2 separate regions of the Homo sapiens genome follow, and region 1 is linked to region 2. Evidence: chromatin contacts called from ENCODE Hi-C or POLR2A ChIA-PET data. All regions are on one chromosome and are shown on one strand. Each heading gives the region's core, a stretch centred on a gene start or an enhancer-like site at or near the end of the contact. The rest is flanking DNA. Distances are from core to core; before and after follow the strand shown.

What was found. A loop is a pair of places that touch in the nucleus more often than their neighbours do. ChIA-PET counts read pairs that join two places held with the same protein, here RNA polymerase II (POLR2A).
Region 1: a loop to region 2 is called in a map with no recorded cell type, with 3 times the contacts of the local background. The contact joins two enhancer-like sites. A Hi-C loop is called at or near these places in 1 of 37 single-sample maps with no recorded cell type. POLR2A ChIA-PET finds 5 or more read pairs at or near these places in 1 of 52 experiments (HEK293).

The regions. Positions count from the first base shown.
Region 1 is chr6:143,159,284-143,161,983 of GRCh38, reverse strand. The region is part of intron 2 of AIG1 (androgen induced 1); the gene reads right to left. All of the region lies in intron 1 of LOC124901416 (a long non-coding RNA gene), which reads left to right. Among named protein-coding and RNA genes, the nearest start is that of AIG1, 100 kb to the right of the region's middle. Within about 2 kb of position 1,408, at least 2 of the 41 ENCODE cell types and tissues checked have a DNase peak (open chromatin) inside an H3K27ac peak, as active enhancers do.
Region 2 is chr6:142,569,032-142,571,731 of GRCh38, reverse strand. All of the region lies in intron 1 of LOC153910 (a long non-coding RNA gene), which reads left to right. Among named protein-coding and RNA genes, the nearest start is that of ADGRG6, 270 kb to the right of the region's middle. Within about 2 kb of position 1,436, at least 2 of the 41 ENCODE cell types and tissues checked have a DNase peak (open chromatin) inside an H3K27ac peak, as active enhancers do.

The DNA of each region.
Region 1 (2,700 bases), core at 159-2,658, 590 kb before region 2:
AATTTTATGCATTTTACTTCTTTTTTTTTATTGCACTGCCTGTGATCTGCAGCAATATGTTGAATAGAAGTGATGGAGAGTGAGCATCCTTGCCTTCATCTCTATCTTAGGGAAAGTGGTCAGTCTTTCCACACTTAAGTCTGATATTAGCTGCAGGCTTCTTTTAGTTGTCTTTTATCAAGTTGAGAAAAATCTCTTCTATTCTTACTTTATTTGGGAGTTATATACATACACAAAGAATAAGTGCTGAATTTTTCCATTTTTTCAGATGGTTTTGTTTCATACTTGAGACAATCATACAGTTTTCCCTCTTTATTCTGTTAATATGGTGAATTATATCAGTTGATTTTGAAAGTCAAACCAACCTTACATTCCTGGTCATCATATATGATAATTTATATATATATATATATGTACACACACACACACATATATATACACACATATATATATAATATATGTTTTTACTGGATTCAATCTGCTGATACTTTGCAAAGAATTTTCTTTTCATCTCTATTCATGAAGTATACTGATTTCTGATCTATAATTTTCTTTTCTCATAATGTCTTCACCTAATTCTGGTAACAGTATAAATTCTGGAATCAAAAGGTGAGTTGGGAAGTGTTTCCTCTCTATTTTCTGAAGGGTTTTGTGCAAGATTAGTGTAATTTATTCCTTATGCAATTGATATACTTCCCTAGTAAAGCCATCTGGACTTGCAATTTTTCTGGTGGGCAGATTTGTGAATTCATTTTCTTTAATAAATATAGGGCTATTTGGGCTTCCTACTTTGCTTGAGTTGATTTTGGTCATTATTGTCTTTTGAGGAATTTCTATATTTCATCTATGTTTTTGAATTTATAAAATTGTTCTTACTATTCCATCATGGAAACTGGCAAATGCTATGAATCAGTTATTTTTCCCTAGAGAGCCCATTGTTAAATATTTACTAACATATCACTGTTAGGAGTCACTATCTGTTAACCACAAGTGATCATTCATAGCATCCACAACACATGAGACTCAGTGTGAAGCTTTGGTCAATACTTTGATCCCTACCTTATATTGAGGGAATTATATGGGTTATTAAAAGTGAAGTGACTTTCAAGAAAGTGTTAGTTACCTTTCTAAGTGTAATACTAGAAGGTCAGGAGGCCCAGCTAACTGAGTAATCAGTCTTCTAAATAATTCTTTAGATATAAACACAGCACAGATGGTAGCTTCTTGGCTTCCTGCACTGATATCCTCCTGATAGTATAGCCATCAGCAAACCCAAAATAAATTTGAACTCTCCTACCAGGGCATGGATATGGAACAAAAATAGTTTCTCTTGGACAGGCTAAGCGATACTGAAACCTTCCACTGTTGTGAAGAAGCACCTTCTCTGGCCAGGAGCAATGGCCAGCTATTCCTCATCCTACACCTGCTGCTTCTTGGCTGCCAGGAACAGAATACTGTACTTAAACTGAGAGTGGAAGGAGCACAGTCACTTTCCAGTCCTTTAAGCTTTGAGATAAAATACTTGAGTGACAGCTAGTCACTGATGTCTCATTTGAACCCCCAGAACTACTAGGAAATTAATGCCAAAAGAAAACTGGATTTACAGTTTGCCTCTTTTTGAAAGGAGTCTCTCACATGGAGTCTGACAGAAGCTGAAACTTCAGCTTTAGTCCACTTCTAAGAAGAAGCTTTATTGATTAATGGGAAATTCTTTGGAATTGAGTAAGACCAATTAGAATGCAAAGAATGTTGGAGAGAAATTCGCCATGAAGAAGGCTAAAAAGAAGAGTCACTTATCTATAGATTGGTCTATAAAGGCTGGATAGCATCATCTCAAACATTCACTGTTGAGGGAGGGAAGGACAGAGGGAAGAGGGGAGGAAATGGATACATCCTTAAAGTCTGCAGCTTCAACTGGATAAAATCCTATATATATTCTGATAAGTCAGTACTCAGACTCTACCAAATACTGATAGGAAAAGATTTAAATTCTGTTTGGGGCTCTATTACCTTGCTTCCAGATTTCTTTTTCATAACTTACTTTCCAGTCAATTCTTTCTGTTGCAGAAGGGTAATCTTTAGAAATATTTCCATTGTGATTTCTCTTTGCAAACAGAGAAAGTATGGGTGTGAGAATAAGCTGGGTGTTGTGCATGCTATCTGGCTTCGTCTCTGATGGCCCCCATGCAAAGAGTGAATGTCTCCTTCAGCACAGCCCTTGCCTTCCTACTTTCCAGATCTATGGAATCCTGAGTGTCCAAGTCCTTTCCTTCTGACTAATTTTCCTCAACCATATCCTCAAATTCAGAAACGCATAGTGAAGCTTAGGGCTCTCTAAAATGCCACAGTCTCCTTTGTTCCAGAGGACAATCAGTTTCTAGGATTCATTCCTAAAAGCATGACATGGAATTCCTCTCCTTAGAATGTAAGTCTGTGAGTAATGTTAATTTTTTATGCTATGAATTCTGCCCAAATTATCTTAAAACCAGAATCTCCACATAGAAAATTGCCAAAGCACTTGTTGATGTTATGCTCTTTTTTTCGTGGGTTTTAACTATCATCATTTTGGTACATTTATAATTTATCCATATTTGCCTAGATTTCTGTTCTTCATTATCTCTACTGACTGAGGAAGTAATGATAGAATACAAACCCAGCTCCTACAAATGCCTACATGATTTGGTTCCTTCCTTTCTCTCC
Region 2 (2,700 bases), core at 187-2,686:
CTTTTATCTTTACCATTTGTCTAATACTCTTTATTCTTTTAGATTTGATGTTTCTTTGTCCTTTTGATTTATATATTAGGAGTCTGATAGCCCAGGTAGTTTTATGTTTACTCTGGGTATTTGCCCTTTGGAAACAAATTTTTTCCTGTTTACTTTCATTATTGTCTTAACTAATTTACCTGCTTTTTCTTCTGCTATTTTGTTTTATGCTACTCCTTTTTGATCTTTCTTAATATTTATCTCGTTTTATTGAATCTTTAGTTTCTGTTTTATTCTCATCAGTCACATATCTTTTTTCTGGAACATCTATTATTTTATGATTTTCTTTCCTTGGCTACCCATGTTGATCATCAATCATCTTCACTCTTGGCAATTTGAACTCTTTTATGTTTTACTTGACGCTCTGGGAGATATTTAAGTTACTATTCCACAGGACCAATTCATTTTATGCATTGTCAATTCTATTCATTAATGCCTCCAATTCACATATTCATTTCAATTCTGTATGATTACAGAACTTTTTACATTTTAAATTTAAGAATGCTTCTTTCTTTATCTCTGTCTTCATCTTAATGAATTTTCTCCCTGTAATTTTATGCTCTTTTTTCATAGTTGCCATGTAGTCCTGCTTCCTTTAATGACATTAAGAAAATGTCATCATAAATTTTTTCTTTCTGATTTAAAGTTATTTTTCAAATACAAGATTTTTCTCAGAATCTTTGGAAATAGGTTTACATTCCCTTCTAGTTCAGTGTTGTTTCTCTAAAGGTTTGTTTGTTTATATATTCTTGCATGTGATCTATCCAAATTTGATCTATCCAAATCTAGGATTTTGCCACAGACAAGAAGCAGATGTCTTTAGTCCTACTTACAGCCCACCTTAGAGTTGACAGTTTACCCATTTTATCTAACCTGCAGAGCAGAGCTTCCCCTCTAAAAATATTTGAAAACACAATAGAAAGCCATCTCTTGGGAAAGGTTCATCAATAGAACTGTTTGTGGTCAAGAGAATGAATTAGGTAATCACTCAGGAACTCATCCATCCTCCAAGTTTTTCAAACTTTCCTCCTTGCTATAACTTACCAATTGACTTGTCCCCTCTCATAATACCAACCTGGTGAGCTCCAAGCACACAGAACACCATGTGACTTTGCCTGGGAGCTCTGTGGAAAGTGCTGTTTGTTTAAACTGATTGACATCATTTCCTGGAGAATTCAAGGAGTCAAAGTTAAAAAAAATTCTCTAACACTTTCAAAATGAGCAAAATTTTTCACATCATTCTTTGCTTTGGGATTTGCACTGCTAAGACAGCTGCAATAGCAACAGAAATTTAAACCCCAACAAACCACAAAGCTAAATAACAGCTTTCTACTTTTCAAAACTCAGGGGAAAACTATGCACAAGTCACAACTTGTCATGTGCTTCAGTAACTGGAATGTAGTGAGGTGAACTTCAGGTAAGCATCCCACTGAAACAAGGCCAGACTGTGGGCTTCCATGAACATACAGTTTCAAGGAATATCAGTGGGACTGACAACATTTATTGTAATGCAGTTTGCTTCCATTGATCTTCATACTGGCTAAAATCAGAAACCTGGAAAAATAGGTTTTGTATTTCAAGAGGTCTTACAATTTCCTTGAAAAGAGTTTTTTTTTCTAGCTTTATTTGTCATCTATCTCTTCTATGAGACTCTAAACTTGCAAACTGCCAATCCTGCCTGAGAGTAGGTGTTTCTGGGGAGGGTGAACTGAGAAAGGCATGGATGTGGTTTGGGAAAAGAGGGATGTGAATTTCACAACAGCAAAATGACTGTCTAAACCCACTTCAGAGAGAAGGAAATGGCTTAGTGACAAACATCTCAGGTGTGGGAAGTGAACTGAAATGGCTTTGATTCCGTAGTGTGAAAAGAACAAAAGAGTTCTTTGCTTATCATTCAGCTGCCTCAGACTCCTCCACCCTTTCCCTCTTCCTGCCTCCCTCTCATGTTCTGTAAGCTCAGTCCTTTGGAAAGTAAAATCTTGCTGCTCCAGCATTTAATGTTATGCCATTGCTCAGCAATGATCAGGATCTGAAAAATATCTCATCAGCAACTTAAACATTAATCATAGGTTTTTGAACTTTAAATAGTTGCTTGAACTCTAGCAAATCTTGAGTTAGATAAATAAAAATGCACACAAGAGGTTTCAGTTGTCATTCAAATGCTCACAGTTTATTTGGTCTCTGAGGCTCTGCAGCCTGTAAGAAAGAAGGAGTTCTTTGCATTTTGGTACTTCTGAGTAAAAGCAGTTGTGAAAAATATGTAAGGTGATAGCTCATTATGCATCTTCTGTGAATTTCAGGGAAATGTAAGGTTGGAGGTTTGATCAGTCTTTAGCTCTTTCCCTCTGCCACTCTAATTCATACCCATTGATGAGTCAGAAGCAGACTCTCAGAAAAGAGAACTAAAGCCATAGCTCAGAAAAAGTAAGTTTTATTTAGTGTTACATGTTACTTTTATTAAAGAAACCATGGAAGATTTTCTGAACCAAAGGAAGACTATAATGTGGTTGGCTAGAAATGAAGATAAAAGGTTTCTCCAGAAGGCAGGAGGCAAACTCACAGCATTTCCTCCCTGTTGCTAAGTTATGTAAGGAGCAAGATCATAATCAGAATGTTTCTTTGGTGAGCATGGAGCTTAATTTAAAAAGGAATTCAGATGAT